Linked DNA regions of Homo sapiens: region 2 is linked to region 1. A link is an interaction called in ENCODE POLR2A ChIA-PET data of the cell type or tissue named here. Cell type or tissue: IMR-90. All regions are shown on one strand. Links, peaks and the distances in the headings refer to the core of each region. The heading gives the core; the rest is flanking DNA. Region 1 overlaps PRICKLE1 (prickle planar cell polarity protein 1). Region 2 has its middle 33 kb from the start of LINC02450.

Region 1 (4,389 bases), core at 191-4,190:
ATAAGTAGACAAGGAAGAACCAAAGCAAGGCAAAAGACCTGCAGACAGATGCACAAAGAAAATTTAAACATCAACTATGTATTGTGAGGAAGAGATGTGAATATTATCTGAAGAGTGGCTTCAATATCCTAAATCACAGAAGGAAAAGAAAAAAATTGTATAACAGTGGAAGAAACTGTACTGCTAAGACAGTTTATTACTGCCCAGAAACACTGGGCAGTAATAAAGACATAGCTTACATTCAAGTTTTGGCAGATTTAATTTAAAAATTTAAATTGTGATCAGGGGGCCGGGTGCGGTGGCTCACACCTGTAATCTCAGCACTTTGGGAGGCCGAGGCGGGCCTGAGGTCAGGAGTTCGAGACCAGCCTGGCCCACATGGTGAAACCCTGTCTCTACTAAAAATACAAAAATTAGCTGGGTGTGGTGGCGGGTGCCTGTAATCTCAGCTACACAGGAGGCTGAGGCAGGAGAATTGCTAGAGTCCGGGAGACGGAGGTTGCAGTGAACCGAGATCATGCCAATGTACTCCAGCCTGCCCAACAGAGCAAGACTCTGTCTCAAAAAAAAAAAATTTTTTTTGAACAGGACAATTTTATGGTTCTGGATAAAGAGCTAACTGACTGCCACAAACAAAAACTTGCCTGTGGCAAGCAAAATTCCAGCAGGACGAGAAAGAAGAATATTAATTTATTTTTTCTCAAACTACATACATACTGGAGTATTTTTTAAATGTTTAATTATCATGGGTATATGAATGTTGCACAATATTGGAGTTTTTAAAAAAAAAATCTTTTGGCCGGGCGTGGTGGGTCATGCCTGTAATCACAGCACTTTGAGAGGCCGAGGCGGGCAGACCACGAGATCAGGAGATCGAGACCATCCTGGCTAACACAGTGAAACCCCGTCTCTACTAAAAAAAAATACAAAAAATTAGCCAGGCGTGGTGATGGGCACCTGTAGTCCCAGCTACTCAGGAGGCTGAGGCAGGAGAATGGTGTGAACCTGGGAGGCGGAGCTTGCAGTGAGCCGAGATCGTGCCACTGCACTCCAGCCTGGGTGACAGAGCAAGACTCTGTCTCAAAAAAAAAAAAAAAAAAAAAAAAAGAATCTTTTTTGGTGGCATGTATCTGCAAGACAAAGAAAAATCCTGATCAATTGTTTAATATTTAAATAGAGTACAGACAGGGAGAGTATACGATTTGTCATGCAAAACAGGACATTTTTCGAGTACAATGGGTACAGTTAATGATTATGTTGGGATAATGGGCACAAACCAGAATGTAATTTCTAAAGTGAAATATCATCAAAAAAACTTATGCCATCCTTCTCCCACTATGAAAAATGTCTCTTTCCAGCCAAGTGCAGTGGTTCACGCTTGTAACCCCAGCACTTTGGGAGGCCGAGGTGGGCAGATCACAAGGTCAAGAGATTGAGAACATCCTGGCCAACATGGTGAAACCCCGTCTCTACTAAAAGTACAAAAAAATTAGCTGGTGTGGTGGTGTGCACCTGTAGTCCCAGCTACTTGGGAGGCTGAGGCAGGAGAATCGTGAACCCGGGAGGTGGAGGTTGCAGTGAGCCAAGATCACGCCACTGCACTCCAGCTTGGCAACAGAGGGAGACTCTGTCTAAAAAAAAAAAAAAAAAAAGAAAAGAAAAAAGAAAAAGGTCTCTTTCCAAAACACTATTGAAATCTTTCTTGGCCGGGCGTGGTGGCTCACGCCTGTAATACCAGCACTTTGGGAGGCTGAGGCAGGCGGATCACCTGAGGTCACGAGTTCGAGATCAGCCAACTCAACATGGTGAAACTCTGTCTCTACTAAAAATACAAAAAATTGGTCAGGCGTGGTGGCGGGCACCTGTAATCCCAGCTACTCAGGAGGCTGAGGCAGGAGAATCGCTTGAACCCGGAAGGCAGAGGTTGCGGTGAGCTGAGATGGTGCCACTGCACTTCAGCCTGGGCGACAAGAGTGAAACTCTTCAAAAAAAGAAAAAAAAGAAAAGAAATCTTTCTTGAGGTCATATTTTAAATTCTAGGAATACCAACATTTCTCAAATTTCACTGAGGTATTTGACTAAATATCTTTGGAAGACTTAGTTCTAAAAGAATGTAGTTATTATTATTTTTTGGGGTCAATCTCAGAATTATTTGGATTCCTAAGTCCTAGTAGAATGTAAACAAAAGCAAAAGGATATGCTTACTGTGGTGTATCCAGATGTAGAGCTCAACACCACCGGTAATAAAGAACAGTAACTCAATTATTGCAAAAGGGATTAACTTGCATTTAATTTGCATTTATTTAAATACGTCAGGGCAGGAACACTAGTATTAGCAAACTGAAAGTAAACAAAGATTCCTAAAAAGAGTTAACATAGATATCACATGTTTAAAAACATTATTCCTAAGTATCTGAGTCTGTGTAATCAAGGACAATTAACAAATATTAGTAGCTTAATTGTGTTCCCAGATTCACAGAAATCTAAGTTGCCTGTGGAAATTCCCAGAGTTCTGGGAGCAGCAGCTCTCCCAGTACTGGGGGAACCCCGGCCAGCACAGCACATCTGGGGTAGAGCCTGAGAAGAGGAGAGGGGAAGTGGGGCGGCCATCAGCTCTGGAAGTTTTAAAACAGGGGTTCCTCAAAGTCTAGTCAGCCCAGGTGAGTTGGATGGATGGGTGACAGCAGTGGCTGGAAGGAAGGAAGGATCTGGGGTCCCATTAAGAACCAAGAAACTTAAGAAAGTACTTCTCTCAAGAGAGATGTGTTTTGGGGAAAAGGAGAACAGAATAGGGGATGTGGGATGCAACTGTCCTATCCCAATCCCCTGCCCCAAATTGGTACTTTTTCAAAGGTGGTAAAGGCTATGATGAACTAGCACTAAATAAAGCAGCATGAAATCAACAATGGGATCCTTAAAAGGCACAGGGACAGGGAAAAGGTAAATAAAAAGGGAACTGTTTCTATGGGTTCACTCCCCACAACAACCAAAGCAGTCATACAGAGCTTGGCCAATCCTGCGGGTTTATTCATTTGTTATGTGTACTTGATTAGATCTGCTTTTTATTTTTGCTAATTGCTTTTCATGCACATCCAGTTTCCCTACCTTCTTTTTCTCTTTTTAAACCAGCCCCGACCTCAGTCAGGATCCCAGAGGCTGGTGAGACAGGAGAGTGCTGAGGACAGACTGGGCTAAGGGACTGAAGGAAGAGCCACACTGCCCTCTGGGAGCTGCGAGGGCTTTGTTTCAAGTCTCCTGCTTTGAAGTCTGATTTGGTGAGTACTATATTCTCCTAAAATGAGCCAGAACAAGGAACCGGGGATCAGAGGAGGGACAGGAAACATGTGATTGTACCCTGCAAGATATGTGGGACAATGGAAGCCAGTCTGTGTGGCGAGATGGTCAAAGGCCAGGGAGAGACTGGCAGGAGGTTTGTGAAGGAGTGCAGAGCGGGCTGTGGAGGGCTCTTAGTAGAAGCACATTTGGATCAAAGGTGTGGTATCATGAGATCCTCATTTTGGACGGATCACTCTGCTTTGTGGAAGAGGCCAGAAGCCTGGATTTAGGTGGGTTATTGAATGGGACGAAAGAATGGAGGGAAGGGGGAAGCTGGTTCCAGAAATGTCCAGGAGGCAAATTAGATGGGACCTGTGGTTGAATGAATGTGAAAATGAGAACAGGAGTTAAGGATAACATCCAGTTTTCTAGGTTGAATAACTCGGTGGTTGCTGAAGCTACTAACCTAGAAGGATACACACGGTGGAGAGGGTTTGAGGATGGATGATGGCAAACAGAAATTGGAGGGGGAAGTGGCTGTGAGACAGAGAGTACTCCAAATGTGGGCCTCAAGCAAGCTGGTAGAGTGGACCAGACCTGCGTAAGAACATCTGCATTCTCTGCTGGCTGCTAATGTTCAATAACTGTGTGACCACAGGGATTCTCTCAACCATTTGGAACCTGTTTCTTCATTTATAAAATGAGACAATTGACCTACAGGTTTGTTATTAGGATTAAATGAGAATGTGTGTAAAATCATTCTTAAACTCTGAATCTTTAATTAAATTTCTCTCTTTCTCTCTCCCTTCCACCCTCCTTCCATTCATCAAACATTTTGTGCTATTTCAAGCCAGGCACCAGAGATAAAGAAGTGGACAGTGACTCTCACTGGGGTTAATACAGTCATCAGGGTCTGGTGTCCTAAACTTGGCTTTTCAATTGAGAAACATTTAATCTGCTCATCAAAGAAAAAGTTTTTGAGCCACTATCATATGCTTGGTTCTAAAATAGAAACTCTTAATACTGCAGTTGTTTTCCTCAAGGACCTCAAAGTTCAGGGTGCAGAAAATAAAACATATGAGGGGCAAAGAGATGATTATTTAATATTACTAT
Region 2 (4,389 bases), core at 183-4,182, 160 kb after region 1:
AGGACTTGCTTTATGAATCTGGGTGCTCCTGTATTGGGTGCATATATATTTAGGATAGTTAGCTCTTCTTGTTGAATTGATCCCTTTACCATTATGTAATGGCCTTCTTTGTCTCTTTTGATCTTTGTTGGTTTAAAGTCTGTTTTATCAGAGACTAGGATTGCAACCCCTGCCTTTTTTTGTTTTCCATTTGCTAGGTAGATCTTCCTCCATCCCTTTATTTTGACCTATGTGTGTCTCTGCCCATGAGATGGGTTTCCTGAATACAGCACACTGATGGGTCTTGACTCTTTATCCAATTTGCCAGTCTGTGTCTTTTAATTGGAGCATTTAGCCCATTTACATTTAAGGTTAATATTGTTATGTGTGAATTTGATCCAGTCATTATGATGTCAGCTGGTTATTTTGCTTAGTTGATGCAGTTTCTTCCTAGCCTCAGTGGTCTTCACAATTTGGCATGTTTTTGCAGTGGCTGGTACCAGTTGTTTCTTTCCATGTTTAGTGCTTCCTTCAGGAGCTCTTTTAGGGCAGGCCTGGTGGTGACAAAATCTCTCAGCATTTGCTTGTCTGTAAAGTATTTTATTTCTCCTTCACTTATGAAGCTTAATTTGGCTGGATATGAAATTCTGGGTTGAAAATTCTTTAAGAATGTTGAATATTGGCCCCCACTCTCTTCTGGCTTGTAGAGTTTCTGCTGAGAGATCAGCTGTTAGTCTGATGGGCTTCCCTTTGTGGGTAACCTGACCTTTCTCTCTGGCTGCCCTTAACATTTTTTCCTCCATTTCAACTTTGGTGAATCTGACAATTATGTGTCTTGGAGTTGCTCTTCTCGAGGAGTATCTTTGTGGCATTCTCTGTATTTCCTGAATTTGAATGTTGGCCTGCCTTGCTAGATTGGGGAAGTTCTGCTGGATAATATCCTGCAGAGTGTTTTCCAACTTGGTTCCATTCTCACTGTCACTTTCAGATACACCAATCAGAAGTAGATTTGGTCTTTTCACATAGTCCCATATTTCTTGGAGGCTTTGTTTGTTTCTTTTTATTCTTTTTTCTCTAAACTTCTTGCTTCATTTCACTCATTTGATCTTCCATCACTGAAACCCCTTCTTCCACTTGATGGACTCGGCTACTGAGGCTTGTGCATTCATCATGTAGCTCTCGTGCCATGGTTTTCAGCTCCATCAGGTCCTTTAAGGACTTCTCTACATTGATTATTCTAGTTAGCCATTTGTCTAATTTGTTTTCAAGGTTTTTCACTTCTTTGCCGTGGGTTCGAACTTCTTCCTTTAGCTCAGAGTAGTTCAATTGTCTGAAGCCTTCTTCTCTCGACTTGTCAAAGTCATTCTCTGTCCAGCTTTGTTCCGTTGCTGGTGAGGAGCTGCGTTCCTTTGGAGGAGGAGAGGTGCTCTGATTTTTAGAGTTTCCAGCTTTTCTGCTCTGTTTTTCCCCCATCTTTGTGGTTTTATCTACCTTTGGTCTTTGACGATGGTGACATACCGATGGGGTTTTGGTGTGGATGTCCTTTCTGTTTGTTAGTTTTCCTTCTAACAGTCAGGACCCTCAGCTGCAGGTCTGTTGGAGTTCGCTGGAGGTCTAGTCCAGACCCTGTTTGCCTGGGTATCAGCAGCAGAGGCTGCAGAACAGCAGATATTGGTGAACAGCAAATGTTGCTGCCTGATCGTTCCTCTGGAAGTTTTGTCTCTGATGAGTACCTGGCCGTGTGAGGTGTCAGTCTGCTCCTACTGGGGTGTGCCTCCCAGTTAGGCTACTCGGGGGTCAGGGACCCACTTGAGGAGGCAGTCTGTCCATTCTCAGATCTCCAGCTGCATGCTGGGAGATCCACTACTCTCTTCAAAGCTGTCAGACAGGGACATTTAAGTCTGCAGAGGTTTCTGCTGCCTGTTGTTTGGCTATGCCCTACCCCCAGAGGTGGAGTCTACAGAGGCAGGCAGGCCTCCTTGAGCTGTGGTGGGCTCCACCCAGTTCGAGCTTCTGGGCCGCTTTGTTTACCTACTGAAGCCTTGGCAATGGCGGGTGCCCCTCCCCCAGCTTCACTGCTGCCTTGTAGTTTGATCTCAGACTGCTGTGCTAGCAATGAGCGAGGCTCCATGGGCGTAGGACCCTCTGAGCCAGGCGCGGGATATAATCTCCTGGTGTGCTGTTTGCTAAGACCATTGCAAAAGCACAGTATTAGGGTGAGAGTGACCCGAATTTCCAGTTGCTGTCTGTCACCCCTTTTTTTGACTTGGAAAGGGAATTCCCTGACTCCTTGGCTGTTTTGCAGATCCACTTAAACCCCTGTCTTCCTGCAGGGCATAACTTCACAAATACGTGTGGCGCAGACACAGAGTCCTAGAACATGTTTTGGGGAATTGAAAATAGTTCCTTAAGACTGAGGTGTTCAGTGAGGAGGAAAGAAGGGCAAGGGATAAAACTTCATAGAAAATATCCACACTTGCCGTCTTTATTTTCTTTGGTTCAGTGCCTTAGTGAGTCAGGCTTTTGGACTGTAAACTTTGAATGGAAAGATCTAAGGCTGGGCATGCTTAAGTTTCAGACAAATCATCTGTCTTTGCTCCTTATGGTTCACACCTGGCATCTGTCAGCAGGGCTGCCTCCTTGGGATGCTGACTGGTGGTTACAAAAGAGAAGCCCCACAGCCTTTCATGAAACAACTATATATCCCTGTATCATAGATCATAGAGAACCAAAATGTGTGGTTTAGGAAATGTCAAGCATGTTCAGGAATCTTAGACTTCATTCATTTGCCATTAGTTGACATTAGATTGGTATTTCTTTGCCCACTATTGGCTCCTTGAAAACTGAATCCTAACTCTTAGAGCAGTGCCTGCACAGTCTTTCCATAAGGATGAATTAATATGGGTGATGCAGCCACAAATTAGGCCTTTCAAATTTTTCAGCTGGTTTTTCCTCCAGAGGGTGTCTGTAGGCTGTACAGGAAGCATGGCGCTAGCATCTGCTCAGCTTCTGGCGAGGCCTCAGGGAGCTTACAGTCATGGTGGAAGGTGAAGGCAGGAGCCAGGGTATCACATGGTGATAGAGGGAGCAAAAGAGCTTTTTTTCTTTTAAACACTAGTAACTCCATTTTGGTTCTGAAACTTTCACATGGTCTTACACCAGTGGATCTTGTGCTTATGCTTAACTTGAACCTTGCCAGAATCTTAATTTCAAACATTCAGCTCCTAGATCATGTTTTTCATCTTTATAGCCCACTTCTTGCAGCAGCCTAGCTCCAACAATCTTTCAACACTCCCAGGACCTTCAATCTAGTGTCTCCACCAGTCAAACACCAGAGGCAACCCTTCTGGGTGGATGAATTAAGAAAAGGTGTCTTCTCTGGGCATGAGACACAGACTAGATTTTGGCCCTCTTTTACCCCTTTCAGACACAGCTAAGAAAAAAAAAAACTGTGCTGCCTGTTCACACTTCAAATTCGTGATCAGTAACCTCAAGTGAACCATGATTCCTCCCATCAGCTTGACTGTATTTCCTTTGCATATAATTTTCTGTTTGCCTAGACAATGATTTAATTTCCTCTTTCTTCTCTTCAGAGCTTTAACGTCTCCTCCCTCACTGAGTTTCAACTGATGACCTTGCTTTCCAATCCACCAAAGAAATTGGAGCCATGGCAAGAAAACCTCCACAAGTTCCTCTCAGCACACCTAGTCACCCATGTACATCTCTATCTACATGCTGTACCTTCTCTTTGGCTTGTATTCCTCCACTCGGGCACTGAATCTCATTGCTTTTGCCTACTCAAGGGCACTGCTGCCAGGATTCTCTCTGCTCCTTTTTATCACCAAATAATGCCTTTGCATTGGATCATTCCTACCAGAATTTAGGCATTATTTCTTTCCTCTTCAACACAGGTCTCTATAGACCTTATTTCCCTCTTCAGTTGCTCTGTTTTTCTATTTTCTGTCATAGGAAAATTTATCAAATGTATTGTCTGCACTTGAGGTCTCCATGACTGTGGTCAGTCTTTCACCTCTCTACTCTACTGCTCTTGTTAAGGTCACCAGCGACAACCACATTTTCAAAAACAGTGATCAAATTATCAGTCTTCCTCTCCTTGGCCTGTTAGAGGCATTTAACGTAGTAGGTTGATCTCTCTTCCTTGGAATATTTTTTCATTTAGCTTCAAGGACACCACACTCTTCTGGTTTCCATTAACCTTTTTGCAAAGTGATGTCTCCTCTACTGGTTCTTCCTTAACTCTAACCTCTAAATATTGGAACACCCCAGTGTTCATTCTTGGTCTTCTTCTCTTTCTGTCTCTCCCTAAATGATCTTATCCAGCCTCATGGCTTCAAGTAACATTTTCATGTTGATAATTCCCAAATTTATATCTATCTTCAGCCTGGACAC

Evidence for each region. ChIA-PET counts read pairs that join two places held together with the same protein. Peaks named below come from ENCODE experiments on the same cell type or tissue, not always from the same donor. Only the 100,000 strongest peaks of a DNase experiment are listed, where the experiment ranks them.
Region 2: POLR2A ChIA-PET joins it to region 1 with 6 read pairs; 2 of 35 experiments call an interaction of 5 or more read pairs at or near these places.

The regions. Positions count from the first base shown.
Region 1 is chr12:42,562,621-42,567,009 of GRCh38, forward strand. The region is part of intron 1 of PRICKLE1 (prickle planar cell polarity protein 1); the gene reads right to left. Among named protein-coding and RNA genes, the nearest start is that of PRICKLE1, 25 kb to the right of the region's middle. In IMR-90, for the core only: a CTCF peak has its summit at 3,175; a DNase peak (open chromatin) is centred at 2,171; H3K27ac peaks cover 1,420 bases.
Region 2 is chr12:42,723,479-42,727,867 of GRCh38, forward strand. No RefSeq gene overlaps it. Among named protein-coding and RNA genes, the nearest start is that of LINC02450, 33 kb to the left of the region's middle. In IMR-90, for the core only: no CTCF peak of the experiment used is centred there; a DNase peak (open chromatin) is centred at 2,533; H3K27ac peaks cover 593 bases.